2 separate regions of the Homo sapiens genome follow, and region 1 is linked to region 2. Evidence: read pairs that join two places in POLR2A ChIA-PET (ENCODE). Cell type or tissue: IMR-90. All regions are shown on one strand. Each heading gives the region's core, and the rest is flanking DNA. Links, peaks and the distances in the headings are about the cores only.

What was found. ChIA-PET counts read pairs that join two places held together with the same protein. Peaks named below come from ENCODE experiments on the same cell type or tissue, not always from the same donor. Only the 100,000 strongest peaks of a DNase experiment are listed, where the experiment ranks them.
Region 1: POLR2A ChIA-PET joins it to region 2 with 6 read pairs; 1 of 35 experiments calls an interaction of 5 or more read pairs at or near these places.

The regions. Positions count from the first base shown.
Region 1 is chr7:115,337,293-115,345,798 of GRCh38, forward strand. No RefSeq gene overlaps it. Among named protein-coding and RNA genes, the nearest start is that of LINC01392, 110 kb to the left of the region's middle. In IMR-90, for the core only: no CTCF peak of the experiment used is centred there; a DNase peak (open chromatin) is centred at 3,859.
Region 2 is chr7:115,650,710-115,659,215 of GRCh38, forward strand. No RefSeq gene overlaps it. Among named protein-coding and RNA genes, the nearest start is that of SNORA25B, 74 kb to the left of the region's middle. In IMR-90, for the core only: no CTCF peak of the experiment used is centred there; a DNase peak (open chromatin) is centred at 4,422.

The sequences.
Region 1 (8,506 bases), core at 2,287-6,286, 310 kb before region 2:
GAATCCTCTCACATTTAATATTTGTGGGAAGTTCGGAGTAGTTGTTCTCAAACAGGAGGGGACATTTGCCCCACCCACCCTGGGACACCTGTCAATGTCTAGACATCTTTAGTTGTCATAATTTGGGGGAGGGAGGTGTCTGCAATTGGCATTTGGTGGATAGAGGCAAGAGATGCTGCTAAACATCCTACAATGAACAAAGTAGCTTCATACAACAAAGAATTGTACATCCCCAAATTGCAATAGTGTCAAGGTTGAAAAGTCCTGGTTTAGATAGAGACGTGCCAAATAACTCCCAGTTTGGGTGCTGCTTTCCTAGGAACAGAAGGAGCTAATAAGTTAATAGGTAAGGAAAGGCCCACATAGAGATTTAGTTCCTAGCTTTAATGGCACAAGAGCTAGCTGGCGAGACCCATTTAACAAATACATGTGAGCTACAGAGATAATTGTGATAATGATGTATTGTCTTGTGTCCTCTTATGAAGCTGACTTGTCAAGGGTTTTCTTTTACTCCTTTTTTTTTTGTTGTTGTTGTTGTACACAATTTTTTTGACTTAAGCAGGATTGACTTTGAAATAAAACCCAACATGTTTTCCAGTTGATTTTGATTTAAAGGAGGCCTTTCGTAGAGTGCCTCAGGGTATGCTGGCTATGGCTATTTATCTTTATCCGGGGTAGTTTATGTATTTTAAGAAAATGATGAATGGAAGCTTTAAAAAAACTCATTATGGTAATTGATTATTATAGAAAAACCTTGGGAACTTTACAAAAGAGAACTGTATTCTCTTGGTATCTTAGCTTTAAACCAGACGTGTAATTAGAAGAATCTATAAACATTTGTCACAGTAAGAGAAGCCTGGTCACTAAGTTTGGAGGGAAACTCTGGAGTCACTTTATTGTACTGCACTGAGATGACACACAGTAGTGGTTGTTACATATAACAGGAGATTAATATGCCCTGTGAAATAAAAGACCACCCGCGTGGAACCAACGTAAAAAGTAGTGATAGAAAAACTTGGTTCATTTCTTTAGAAAGGTTGAATGTTATTCTTTCCTTATAGTGTCTCAACATCTGTGAACAGAAAAAAATGTTAGTTAAAATGCCATTGCCATTTAAACAATTACTGTTTACTGTTGTTTTCTATTTTCTTAAAACTTAAAGAAATAAAACCATGAACTGAGAACATTATATAAATATACCCGTGCTTACACACTGTCCCCACATACACCCACCTACCCCATCACACAATTACCTACATTCTTATTCCTAAGAAAGTCGGAATCTAAACACCATCTATGGGGAGATACCAGTTGTTGATTTTTTTCTTACACAGAACAGTGTTCATATCACTGAAGATTAAGAAATGACTATGGAGAAGGCCAAATTTGTTCAGCATTAGAAAATAAGAAATGCAGTTTTCTTACAATGGTTGGGATGATGATATGTAATAATATAGTACTCTGCAATTTTTACTCTTTAAGACTTCATAAGGGGAGTTGAAGAACATATCTTCATTTTTCTAGCCATCTTGAACCAATGCGACTCCTCCTAAATGGAAGCAACCTGGGTCTCACTCAATCCTGTCCTCAGCCACTGGAGGAAAATTCTTTCAAAACCCCTTCAGGGCCTCCCATTTATAAGACTTAAAACTTGTCATCACCACATGCTGCTATAACTCCGCCAGGTAGGCGGCATATGGGCTCCTGCAAATCTCATCTCTAACCATCTGTGTAGAACTCTCTCCAATGTGCGTTTTCTCCTGGATCTAAAAAAACAACTCAAGTTACAGCCCTGAGAGCCTTATGCCTCCTAGAAAATTCTGGTCACGTGGTTAGATTTAGAGTAGAGAATTCTGGAATCCAAGTAATCTTCTCCCAAGGTGAAAGTTCAGAATGTGAGGGACTGGTACTATATCCTCCAATACACATGAAAAATATCATGGATAGGTAGAATTGCCTTCAACAGATGCCAGGAGAACTTCTCAGGGACATGCCCTACCGAGTGCAGAGCAATAAGACTGGGGCTAACATCATCAGGAACTGTAAACAATTCAGTTTCTTCAAACTACCAGCTTCAGGGAAAAATCATCACAACCATGTTCCTTAAATCTGTCATCTTTGGCTACCTTTTCAAGTGCAAACCTCCTGGCTAGCTATCATATAATGTACTGATAAAACCCCTCCTACAACTGTTTAATTCCTTATTATTTTTTTTCCTTTTACTACTGACCTCCTTCCAGTGACTATTTTCTATGGACCTTTCTGAAATTATTAGTTCATTAAAACCAAACTCTCCTATCTCTCATTCCTCTTCCTGCCATCCATCTATGTCTTTTATTTTAAATCAAACACTGGCTGTAAATCAAGGACACTACGTTCTCTGAAGCCTTCTTAAGCATAGACTGATCATTGCCTCAAAACCTACAGCTTATGGGTTTTGTGTATGGTAAAGGCAATGTCTTAGCTTGATGATGTTTATCTATCCTGTTACTACTCAAGAATGCTCCAACCTTCACAGGTTCTGTGAATTTTGATTAATGTACATAATTTGCATTTGCTATTGTTGAGTTTTTTTGTGTGCTTGTTTTAAATAGAATATTTTGTGAGACTTTTGAGAGCAATCAGGCATTTGGGATTGGAGCAGGGTACAACTTTCAAACATTCATACCATTAATATTTGTTAAGTACTTGTTATACTTGAGATGATGTTGTAGGTATTGGGAATCTATTGGAAACAAAACAGAAAAATCTCTGCCCTCATGGAGCTTATATTCTGATCAACTTGCTGGGAAGTCAGCCTGACATCAGTGTCCCCTTCCTTCCTGCCTCATTCACAGAGACTTAGGAATGTCCAGGGCAATAAAAGGTTATGCTTTTGTGCACAGTTCTGAAGGACGATCAAGGGAACATTCTCTGCTTTTGGATGCTTTCATTAGTAGTATGAGACACCCCTGTGCCGTAGGATGGTTATATTGCTTTAATTTCATTCTCTTCAAGTTTGATGCCAAAAGTTTTACATTTCTAGAATGGTCCAAGAACATACAAAAAGTTGACAGCCACTGCTCCAGCTCTTTTTTTTTTTTGTACTTTGTATTAGTTTGTTTTCACATTGCTGATAAAGACATACTTGAGGAGACTGGGCAATTTACAAAAGAAATGTTTATTGGACTTACAGTTCCATGAGGCCTCACAATCATAGCGGAAGGTGAAAGGCAAGGAGGAGCAAGTCACATCTTGCATGGATGGCAGCAGCTAAAAGAGACCTTGTGCAGGGAACTCCCATTTTTAAAATCATCAGACCTTGTGAGACTCATTCATTATCATGACAACAGCACAGGAAAGACCCACCCTCATAATTCAATCACCTTCCACTGGGTTCTTCCCATGACAAGTGGGAATTGTAGGAATTATAATTCAAGATGAGATTTGGGTTGAGACACAGCCAAACCATATCATACTTCATCATTACATTTTCAAAAACCTATTCTTTCTTTGTGGTTGATAGCATAAATATACATCTCAGCTTGAAAGAGACATCCTAAGAGGCAGGTGAGAGCAATGCTTGGGAGTATGAACTTTGAAGTCAAACAGCTGTGCGATGTTCAGCAAGGGAGTTAACTTCTCTAGACCTCAGTTTACTTATCTTTAAAGGGAATGTAATACCACTTCCTTCCTCCAGGGTTGTAGTGAAGTTTGAACGAGTTAGTACATATTTCAGTGCTAAGAAATCTGTGCATCAGAGGCCCTCAATAAAGTGCTAAAAAGTCTCGATTTTTCCCCTCTTCCAGCTCTGCTTCTCCTCGGTCTTTATGAAAGGCAGCACAATGAACTCAGTTGCTCAGGCCAGAAACCTATGAGTCATGCTTGACTCAACACTTTGCTCAGACATGACTTCCAATCCTTCAGCAAGACTTGTTCCATCTCTGAGTACTTCTCCCATTACTACCACCGACTATTGTTTCCCATCTAGGATTTCTGCAATTGCTTTGTAGCTGCTCTTCCTGCTCTTATAATTCATTAGGCGTATAGAATTCAGAGCAATATTTTAAAAATATAAGTTAAAATTACATCATTCATTCTCTTCTTTAAAACATTACAATGCTGTCCAGTGACAATCAGAATAAAATCCCAAGTCTTTGTTACAGCTTCCTTTCTTCCATAATTCATCTTTAGAAATTCTTAAATCAAGGATCTATAGGTGGTAAATAGTCTTATTCTGCAGATCTACTCTTTAAATTTTTCATTCTCAAATTTCATTATGATGTATATTTATTTTCATCTATATTCCTTATGACTTACATTTCTCAAGTATGAGGAGTCCTTTTTAATTGGGTAAAAACTTCTGTCATTGCCTCAGAATAAGGATAATGTCAATATCTGCTATTTTCTCCTTCAAGAAGTACATTTATGTTTACACTGCACTTCAATTTGCACCCCTATGTTTTAACTTCTCCTTGAATTTTTCTATCTTTTTATTTCTCAGTGCTGCATTCTGAGAAATGTGCTCAGTAATATTTTCGTATATAATTTATCTCCTTGTGTCCAGTCTGTTGTTAATGTATGCATTGAATTTTCAAGTCGCTATGTTTGTTTTTTCCAAAAATTTGAGTTGATTATTTAAAACATCTGTGTGTTCTATGTAGGTAGTCTTAATCCTTTCTTGTGGTTTGATTACTTTTAGGACTTCATTTATGTTATACTAATTTTTATAGCATTTTCCTAGTAGTTATATTAAGTTGTTTGGAGTCTAATTCTACTGTGGGTGACGTCTACTGTTGTACTCTCAGATGTTTTGTAATTTCAGGTTGTGAGTGTATATTCAATGGAGTATTCATGAAGTGAAGCCATGTTTTTCCAAAAGGTAATTTGGTTGCTTCTGCTAGCTATACTAGGGTTTCAGCAGGGCCCTCGTGCAATTTTTATGTAAATGTTTAAGCTTAGGGATTTGGATACCATGCAGGTAATATAAAATCTATCTCCACAGTCATGAGAGATACAGTTCTATGATAACATTCTCAGGGAAATATTTTTGTTTCATTCAAGCCCGGTTTGAAATAGAGAATTCTTGTGGTCTCCTTGTGTTGATTTTTTTCCCCCAATTCACCATTTTATTAGGCATGTAGACTTTTGGGATTTAGTGCAAGGGGTCTTGATCATCATATTTTAACTTTTGCAAGCCTAAGGTTTTGTTGCTGTCCTTTTCTGAACATTAAAAGTCAAGCCTCTGGATTACCTTGTGCAAAATATCCTCCAAAAACAGCCACATTATCAATTCTAATTTGCTGTTTCTTCTCATTTTTGGTTCTTGGTGATTTTCTTTTTTTAAATTTTAATCTTTTCAGCCATGGATTTTTGTTCATTTGATTCTTTGCTTGCAAAGGTCTTTCCAACGTTTACAGGTATTTGGTAATGGAAGTGATTGTATGGCATGTCGTATTTCAAAAGTTTGAATTCGATTGTTTACAGATGTTCTTTCTCCCACTTACCATATCTACTCCACTCATTTTAAATTAGCATTTCACTCATTTTATACCCCATCTGATATTAGAAGTTAGTCAAATTTTTGTCAAGCCCTACATATTTCTCCATCTGTGCTATTCTACATATCAAAAAATTATTCTCTTGCTTTTCTTTTTTTCTTTTTATCATATTATTTATAAAATCAGAAGTAAAAGATAAATACAAGATGATTTGTACCTTATTCAGAAAAGGCTAATGTTTTCACTTTTACTTGCTGTTATTTGTGACTTTCATTGAATCAATAATTAATCCAAATTTTATCATTTCAAATGGTATATGAACTGAAGTCTTTTTTATTTTTTAATGTTTCATTATGGGAAATTCTACACGTATACACAAGTAAAGCTGGAGTCTTCATGGCTATTCTTATGTTTGTCTTGAAGTCAAAATAAAATAAACTTAAGGTTGAGATTTCATAAGTTTATAATCTAAACTGTTTCACATGTTCTAGTTCATAAATCTTTACCTTAGATTTAAAAAAGAACAGGAAGACTAATCTGTTTACAGTGAAATTTCTTGAGGACAAGAATTTATCTTTCATTAGAGCAACTAATGAGATTCTGACATCATACCGGCTCTCGAAGATAATTTTACACTTAAACTAGCTTGTTTGGTATTAAATGCTGGTCTTATTGAGCTCAAGCTATGTCAGGATCCAGAGCTATAGACTATCTTTCTCATGTTAGGTTTTAGGCTTGATTTGGGACTCTCTCCCACTACCCTCACGCTCGATTTTCCCTTTACTTATAACATTGTATGATATTATTTTTCAAGCTTACATATTTTGGAGAATTTCTGTTCAGTCTTCCCACAAAAGAAGCTAAAAACTGTTGTTTTCAATGCTCAAATCTATATTAAGCACTTATTACAATAAAGAGATATATTTTCAATTCCCGTTCACATACGTGATTATGTTTGCTTCTGACAACCGTATGTGAAGTTAACAGACCAGGAATTCTCCCATTTCACTGGATGAGAAAACTGATGCTCATGGGGATCAGGTAACTTGGGAAAGTTCTCAGGGTTTTTAAAGGCACATCTGATAATTAGACCTAGACATTCTGACTCTAGTTCCAATGTTCCTCTCATTTATTTTTCTCAATGCTGTTTTCTTTTGTATAAGCCACTGAGGCTTATGCACTGTGAGCAAGATAAATAAGAGACTCCTTTTGTTAAAAGGAGTTCACTATCTAATTGTGAGATATAGATTGGACTGATTAAGATTTAAATAACTATGTGTCAAGTAATACAGGACACGATGAGTATTAAATCTGCAATACACAGTGAGTGCTTGCTTATGCAAATAAGTGAAATCAAGAGATAATCAGAAAATGTCTCATAACAGAGGTGGGAATGGGGCTGAGCATTGCAGACGAGTTTGGGGTGCTCAAGAAGGACAGGGGGTTGAATAATAGGGAAGTTGGGAGAGACTAATGTGCAGAACCTGGAGGTACAGGAATACTTAGGTAAAAATGAACCTCTGTGATTACAGTAGAAAGATTGATGGCAAATAATACCTAATTGTATGCCATCAGTTCTGCTTCCATGTTTGCACACAGTTCCTGGAGAACTAACTGATATTACCTGAATGGTAATTGTGTACATGGATATCTTATCCTGAACAATCTATCTAATAATTGAACCCACAAATTTGAAATAACAGAAATAAATGTGAGGCTATGATCAGGTGTAAAAAAGCTCCTTGTTTACTTAGAAAGAGTACAGAAACGGTTACATTTTCATAGTACCTATTATCTGTAAGAGTGTTGATTTCTTTATGCACTGAGAAAACCAGTGGCATTTGGTATTCGCTAAGAAGAAAAGGGGCCTTTTACAATTCCAAATCTGCACACTAGATTATCATGTTAGACAGCTCTCAGGGATCCTGTGCATAATCAGCAGGTGATCACTTCCATTTTCGAGGCACCAAAGTCAGAAGAAATACACTTTTGCAAATACATTTGGAGTCATAATTAAACTCCTGTTGCCACAATAGGCTGTGCCTATTTCATATCACATACATGTGATTAATTCAAAGAAATGAAAAATGTCAACATACAAGTCAAAACTCACACTTACAGCTTTTTGCTATTCTGAGATGACATCTGAAAATGAGCAGTTTGGAGTAAGAATTTTTCCATTAACATTGCTGATCAGCATGTGCTATCAATTCTCCATTGATGTCAATTATTAGCAGTTGCTATGAGTTTTCCATTAATTTTAATGATTGACAGTGGCTAAAAATTTGCGTGCTTTCTATGACTGCTATTTGCTGCAAACTCTCCTCCTAATACTTTGGTCATTCTTTGCTATGATTTTGCCTTCGGCTCTCTATTTGCCATTATTGTATTCTGAATTTTAATGGTTGGCTAGAACTAATTTTTTGCCAAAAAAAAAATGCTAAACAGTATTCAACATTTTCTATGAAGTCTTCACTTTTTTTAACTTATAAATGTATTTAAATTTAAGTTAAATCAATTAGAACATATAAAACAAAGGATTTCTAAACACTGGACACATGTGTAATGGAAGACATCTAATAAACCACAAGGTTTCAGTCCTATAGCATTTTTGGTGAGCGGAATTCCAGCCCTAGATTAATTTAAAAATGTTTATTTATTAGGCATTGGCTACAGGGCAATAGTTCATGATCAATAGGTTGTGGGAAAGAATGTTATATATTTTTCTTTTTTTTTAAATTTTTGGGGTTCATTTGCCAGGAGTAGGCTATTGAATTGGGGTGGGAGTGAAAGATAAAAAATCTTTTCTGGGACTGGTTAGATTTTCTTTTAATTTATTTTATTGTATATATTTATGGTGTACAATGTGTTTTGATATGCTTCTACCAGAATACAAGGAACTCTAGGAAAAGGTAATTTAAGATTATACCCATCATTCTTAATTTCTAACTGCCATCATTTCTGCCCCAAATAGTCTTCTCTACCACCATAGAGTACATCTCTATTTCTGTCCTTAGCATGCACAC
Region 2 (8,506 bases), core at 2,507-6,506:
TCTACTGAAAATACAAAAAATTAGCCGGGCGAGGTGGCGGGCGCCTGTAGTCCCAGCTACTCGGGAGGCTGAGGCAGGAGAATGGCGTGAACCCCAGGGGGCGGAGGCTGCAGTGAGCCGAGATTGCGCCACTGCACTCCAGCCTGGGCGACAGCGAGACTCCGTCTCAAAAAAAAAAAAAAAAAAAAAAAAAAAAGAAATAGGATTTTCTTTGACTGGGTGAGTTCTTTGGATATTTTTTTGTCGTGGAGAATTTGTATAATGTAATGACTCTGAAGGGGGGCAACCCGTAAAGATGAAATTGATCTGTATAATCTACATAATAGAGTGAGTGGGTAGGAAGTTACTGTTACAGCTGCATTGGGCTGGATGGTGCGCCAGTCAAAACTTAGAGACAGAAAGGTTTCTCTTCCTTCCTTCCTTCCTTCCTTCCTTCCTTCCTTCCTTCCTTCCTTCCTTCCTTCCTTCCTTTCTTTCTTTCTTTCTTTCTTTCTTTCTTTCTTTCTTTCTTTCTTTCTTCTTTTTTTTGACACAGTCTCACTCTGTCACCCAGGCTGGAGTGCAGTGGCACTATCTCATCTCACTGCAACCTCTGCCTCCCGGGTTCAAGCAATTCTTCTGCCTCAGCCTCCCAAGTAGCTGGGACTACAGGTGCAAGCCACCACAGCCAGCTAATTTTTGCATTTTTTGTGGAGACAGGGTTTCACCATATTGGCCAGGCTGGTCTCTAACTCCTGACCTTGTGATCTGTCTGCCTCGGCCTCCCAAAGTGCTGGGATTACAGGCATGAGCCACCACACCCGGCCAATAGAAAGGTTTCTGAGAGCAGTTGGCATACCTGTGAAGTAAATTAATAGGGGAAGCAACAAGGAGAGAAAATTTTCTATACCTTTACCAAATGTCAATAATTCATTTTTCCCTTTGCCATTTGGAGACACAGAATGAAGATTTTAAATAATTATTTTTAGGTTTTTGGTTATTGGATCCTTTCCCTTTATACAGCATTATGCCAAGACTGAAGCTTTAGTCAGGTTAGATTTGTTTAAGATATCTTTTTTCTTTAGTTCTTAATTAAAAAAAAATGAAACCTGAAGCGAGAAGGCTTTTTGGCCCTCCATCAATATGAATATATTTTCTACAATAATAGCTTCATTAAGAGCTAACACCTGAATAGAGAATCATTAAAAGACAGTCAGCCACAGTGAAAGCTAGAGAAGGTATTATGAAAAAAGACTGCCTGCTCTTTAGTTTGTCTTCTTTCTCATTTTTTTGGGGGGCCCAGTTATTTATATCAGCTATTATGGAAACAAAAAATGAAGTATTCTGTCAGCAATTCAAAGTAACAATCTTTTACCATTTGATATTAATCTTGAAGATAGTCCATAATCTTCCCACCCGTGTTAGAATAAATGAGACTTTCAGCCCATTTTAATGCTGAATAAAGCAAGATTTTAAAAAGTAGACTAAATCATATGAGTGATATTAGTGTAAACCTTGGAATTTGAAACTCAACGTTGTCTCTGAACTCATGGAAAATTTAACCTCCTGTTAATAACATTTAATTGACAACTCTGTAACACTATTATGAGTATGTGTGTGCAATTATATTTAATCTACTATTAAATTCTAACTTATGAATACAGAAGTAACCCCTATTTGAAATGTTAATGATGCTGTTTGTGATATATTATGATATATATGGTTCTGAAAAGTTAAATAAGTGTCATTCAAGATGTCACACATAAATATAGAAATGAATCTAAATGTACAGTGTTTTTTATCACAAACTAAATTACAAATATATTAAAAGCAGATTTTTAAATATTGCCTTCTAGAATAAAATATGCATATATTACCTGTGTTTACTATTGTTCCAGGTATATGAATTAATAATTATAAGACACACAGTATCTGGTTATTTGTACTATGTAACAGAAACCTGCCATATTAATTGTTTCTTTTAGAAATACAGATAATTGTAATCCAGTGATTGCCTTTGTTCCAAGCAATGGATTTTAATTACATTTAGAAAATGTAATTAATAATAATTATATTATTACAACTGCACAATATTAATTACAATTACATTATAATAAAGAACTCTAATTCCATTTGGAAAAAATAGAAGTGGTTTTGAAGCTCAAGGCATTCTTTCAAATTCTGTTTTTTTTAATTATTGCTATTCTTTTTAGAATAAGTATTTTCTCTTTTTACCAGTTTGACCTCATGATGCCCTGAGTATATTGTATTTTTGAATCAGTATTCAGCCTGAACAGATAAAAGAATAATTAAATCAGTCATAAAACCAGTTTGGATAAGTTATTTTTTGCATGATTGTTAAAAGGTGGGAAGGGTTACTGTTAAAAATTTTTGAATTGATGTATTTGATTGAATTGGCCAATTACAATAGTGCAGGTGACAGACAATGTTTTGGTCTCCAAGTATAGTAAAAGTAAGTCAATTTATTTGACAATGGGATCTAAGTTCTTAGGACACTATTTTCATGAATCAGTTTGATTTTGGATTGTGTTTGAGGTTTTCTCCAGATTTATAACTTATAAATCAAAATTAAAATCTTTGGGGACAGTTGCTTTTTGGCCTTTGGCTAAGATCAAGTGTAAAATCTTTGGGGATAAATTTTTTAAAACCCGTATAAGAGATATATGCTAATTTTCACCCAATCTCTGGAATGTTTAGTTAGTTCTGTGTCACCCTTAGTTCTTAAAACTGTTTCACAGAATATCCAGATACCAGATTATCATTTTCTGATAGCTTATTTATAGTTCTCTAAACTCATAGAAATCACCCATATGATTTTGTCTACTTTTTAAAATCTCGCTTTATTCAGCATTAAAATGGGCTGAAAGTTTCATTTATTCTAACATGGGTGGGAAGGTTATGGACTATGAGTTCTAACTATTGGAAGTATCCTTGGACTCCAGCAAGGAATGGAGTAATACTGCGTTAGAAAAAGTAAAAGGACTTTGCCTTTATGCTTGTCAATCTCTGTCTTGGTGTTGTAACGAGAGTTCTTCGTGGCACAGAAGCCAGATGTGCATGCTAACTATCCCGCCAGGTTATGGGACAGTACTAATATGTACCCAAGAAACTTCTAAACTAACAACAACAAAAAAAAAAACTTATACAAAAGTGAAAAAATTAATAATACTTTGATTTAGTAGTGATTTGCTTGTTTGTTTGTTTGTTTGTTTGTCTGTTTGTTTTTGCGATGGAGTCTCACTCTGTTGCCAGGCTGGAGTGCATGGAGTACAGTGGCGCAATCTCAGCTCACTGCAACCTCCCCCTCCCAGGTTCAAGTGATTCTCCTGCCTCAGCCTCCCAAGTAACTGGGACTACAGGCGCATGCTACCATGCCCAGCTAATTTTTGTATTTTTAGTAGAGATTGGGTTTCACCATGTTGGCCAGGATGGTCTCGATCTCTTGACCTCATGATCCGCCCGCCTTGGCCTCCCAAAGTGCTGGGATTACAGGTGTGAGCCACCGTGCCCGGCCGTGATTTACATTTTTAACTAGTACTCTAGTTGATCATGAGACATGAAGTTCCTTGATTGTACTTCCAGAATTACTGATCAAAGTGTTAAAGCTGTCAGAATAAACTAGAATAAATGAAGATGTAATAGAAGAGAGAAACATGATATCAAAACATACCCTTATAGAAAAAGTATTTAGGTATATATAAAAATTCAGATTTTGAGACAAGAATAACCAAATGTTGAGGATTCCAGGGTTTCTCTTTGTTAATTGGATTTATAACCACCAAGATATCACCTTAGATTCTTATGAGAGGAAAGATATTTCAGAAATTTGAGATATGTATTGACTAGAAACCAGTTTGTCTCAACAGTGACACAGGTAGTCATATGATCTGAACATATTTCAAATACTCTTTTGACTTTAGCACTATTGTTACAGAACTTTCTTGTTTTGCTAAGAAATGAATAAGTCAACCAATACTGGGATATGAAGATGTTGATTAAAACATAGTGTATGTACAAGAAAATGATCCGGCTGTGATTATGTGGGCTCCACTGATTGCCAAGGTTGTTGGCCAATTTTAACTAGCTAGACAGATGCCCTCTTTATCCACACTGCCCTCTTAGGAAAATTTTCTGAGTTAAACTTCAGAGAGAGTTAATCTCTAACAATCAGGTAAATGATTAGTAAAATGTTTAATATTTGACCAAAAAGGAGTAAGTCGTTAGGTATCTCTATTAGATTTCTTGGGCAGAAGTGGCTGCATAATTTGTAGGGCCTAGTGTAAAATGAAAATGCAGGGTTTCTTATTCATCAATTTTAAGAATTTTAAGAGTACAGTAAGAGCAGAAGATAGAACCAAGTACAAAGCCCTTCTGAGTGGGGGTTCTCTCTGCTATTACATGTGTCACACACCCTGCCTCCAAGTGTCTCTGAGTCATGAATATAGAGAATTCTTGGGGTTTTGGAAAGATGGCTCAGTTACTATGTTAAAAAATAGTGATATAGATGAAGATGATGCATCCAAGATCCAATTGGGGAAGTAATGATAATTATGTGGTTACATACATACTCTGATGGCTAGTGACATGTTACATATATTTACTGTGTAAGGGGAATGTTGGGTGGTTTAATAGATACAGTTAATTGAAATGATCCTGCATAGTCTGTAGCATGCACTCTGACTAGTTTCTACAACTAATTTAGAATTCAGCAGAATAATGTGAAGTCTTTTACTACTTAATTAAACTTCTGTAATGCCTGTTTTACCAAGATGAATAAAATACATAAATTGCATGAGGTGACATCTAATGCACACAAAAAAGAGAAATGTAAAAATCAGAACAGTGGGTACATTAAACTGATTCTTAATAATTGAAACCAATTTAATCATTTGAGATTATTTTATTCTAGCTGACGTAATACTGTAGCAGTTATATTCTAATTATAACCTGTTTCATTTTACTCTGCCTTTCTAGTTAATTATTACAGTCAATTTGTAAAATGACATGGTTCTACATTTGCATAGGTCACTATTAAATAAATGAATAGCTGAAATTACTCTAACATTGAAGTGTCAACTTTGGTAGAAGTCAAGAGGACTTCAAGTGTTCTTCTAACACCCCTTAATGTGTTAATGACCACTATTAAACTGCAATTAAAAGGCCAGGAAAAATGCATGAAACAGTTAATAGAAAAATAGCACAGACACAATTAAAACGATTCTGGATTTTTTTTTTTTTTTGACGGATAGAAAATAAAGTGATATTCTGTAAAAAGTGTAGTGTGAATCTTTTTCCAACTCAAGGCAGAGTTGACAGTTTAATGATAACAAATCATAGGCTGCCTTTTTTGGGAGCATCGAATGTCAGCTTAAAATTAACATCAGTAGTAAACAAGACAATGTGGTGATTTTACCTTGTATTTAAATTACTACTTACTATGGTACTAAATAATAGCTGTAAATAACTTGGTGTCCAGATTACTGATATATAGTGTATCTTTGTGAAAAAAAGAGGGACAGTATTGAAAGATATGTTTAAGATTTTGTCATTCTAAATAAAGGATAAACGTACATCTTCACTGTGCAGTCTTGTTAGAGTTGCCTGTGAAATCTTTTGCTGAATTGGTTATACATTGAAACCCTAACACTATTATTAGAGTGCTTCATTCACCAAAGTAATGAGTTATGATGATCAGCACAAGCTATATTCCAAGTATTAGGGATTTTGTTTTATTCAAGAATACACCAGAAAAATTCTTTTAAAATCTTAATTAAAATTATACATGACCATTTAACTTGCAAAAATATTTCAAAACCTTAAGGGTAAATGCTTTTACAAAGGATACTTTTACAAAGTATAATTTTGGTTAAGTTTTCACCAATTTACCCAGAGTTTTTTCTTCTTGCTCTGGAGTCTTCACAATTGTGAAATTCATCTAGAAATTTCTTATCAGATGCTTTTTACTGAGTACCAGACATGGATGCACCAAATGTTTGTGTTAAAGACTGCCTTTGTACATTGACCTATGAGTATGATGGCTAACTATAGTTGGGAATACCAAAGAACAAAGAAGCCAGGCACCATAACAGTTACCAGGGTATTTATGTCTTTTTTCCATGGGTACATTAATACCACAACCATAACTAGATTTTTGCTTTGAAGTATCTATGTTGTCTTGCTTCTACACTTAAATTTGTATATAAAATTGATTATAATTCAGGTAGGCATATGTTCATTATAAATTCACGTCTAATAGTGGGTCCTTGATAATGGCAACCTAGTCGGTTCTGATTATTGTTCTTGATGATTGGTGAAATATGACGTTAGTGGTATGCTTTGAGTGTATAATATTTATATACTTTTAATATCAACTACATAAAAACATCACTTGATCCATGTCTAAAATCTAACCAGTGGGGAAAATTGCACAAAGTACTCAGTATCATAGAAATACTTTATAGTAGCCTAAGAGAGAAATAAAATATCAATTTTATTATTGCAGCCCAAAGTTAGAAGTTCTTTAGAGGCACCAAGATCAGGTTCTGCATTGGGGAGCACAGTCAATACGCCATTGTATAGGTTCCTTCTATGCCTGATCACCAGAAGTGGTTAGAAGAACATTTATCAATAGCATGTCACTCAGTATATGAATTAAACATTTGGGAGTGAATATTTCAAGTGTTACAACCCCCTCTTTTAAGAGGTCATGGGAAAATGGATTGGGGTAATTATCGCCTAGTCCCAGAGGGTATTTTAAAAAGAAAATTTATTTTTAGTTTACATTACTATTTCAATATCCACTACATAAATTCTGTTGTCTCTTATTCTTAAAAAATTTTATTGACAATTCCTTTTTAAAAATTTATTTTCTTACATTATAAGCTACCCTTAACAGTAAGGCATTTTTCTTGTAATTTTTGTCAAAAAAATAAAAGGAGAAAGAACCATGTAGTAGTTATGTCTATGATTACAACCTGGCACATTTGAATCGGTGAAATAGAAGTGCCTATTTGAATGTCAGTCTCTCCATGTACATAAAATGGCAACTGCAATAAAGTTATGCTATTTTCTGTGTCTCCATCTCAGAAGCTTTTTTCAAAGTTGTTTAACCAATTCCATAAATGGCTCTCAGTTCTATGTGTCATATTTTGCATTCACAAAGTGAAGATAGACGTAACTGTTACTTAGATACCTTTTTTTTTTGTAATGCATGTACTAGATCATAACAAAAAAAGGAGATCCAGGAGGTAGTGGTCACATTGCAGGTTCCCTGAGTGTTCCTTATGGAAGAGGTGATAGAGGAAAGGGGACATGATTCCTTCCTCATGCTTAGAACTTAAGAACCAAAAACATAACACATATGGGGAAAGCATCAATTAAAGCCATTATAGAAACATTAGCTAACAATCCAGATAAACAGGGAAAGTTCTAATAAATCTGACACTTTTCAGGACAAATTATGACCATCGCATAACTCCATCCACAGCAACATTATTTGTGCTGCACACAATTACTGTAGTTAAAATGTGAATTCCGCTAGGCTTAAAACATAGTTCTAAAAGTGTTGGGGCAAGGGAAAAAGTATGCCATCAAATTGTCTCTATTCCAAAAGAAAAGAAAGTCTTCTCTGTAATGTGGGAAAGGTGTGGAGTTTGTGATGTGGAATACAAGGCAAAGGGTTGCTCCAATCTATGACCTTTGCGCTGCTTGTAGAAAAACAGATCATGGTCTGACTGTAAACATGGATGATAGTAGTATCTGGACTTTTTTGTACCAATTGGAATAGTCAGACCTCATCAGATAAGTAGGGTCAGGTTTGAGAAATCAAAGGCGAAACAAAAGCAGAAAAGAAGCACTCAGATCAACATAGAGGAAATAAGAATCAGGATGGTAAACCAACACCAGAAAAGCCAGAAGTGCCATTCCTCAGAGTCCATCATTATATTACAGAGGGTGGCAGGAGCACTGAAGTATCTAATCCCCCAGCCCTGCCCCACCCGGAGTCTTTCTTACACCTAACCATGCCTTGAAAAAAAAAAAAAAGACTCTCTCAGTACTGCACCTCACACCCAACATGGTTTTGTTTATCCTAGAAATATCCCAGACTTTGTACCACCACAGGACTAAGGCAACAAATCCGTGCCTGTATTAAAAGTCTGCAGGGACAAACAACAAGCTACCTGAAAGAAAAAATAGCCAAGAAGGCAATCACATTTATAACAGCTACAAAGGAGATAAAATACCTGGAAATAAATTTAACCAAGGATGTGAAAGACCTCTACGAGAAACACTGCAAGAGATGGATAAAAGAAATTGAAGAGGATACAAACAACTGGAAAGACATCCCATGATCCTGGATCAGAAGAATATTGTTAAAATGACCATACTGCCCAAAGCAGTCTACAGATGGAATGCAATCTCTATTAAAACACCAATGACATTCTTTATAGAAATAGAAAAAAACAGAAAACTAAAATGTGTATGGAACTACAAAAGACCCCAAATA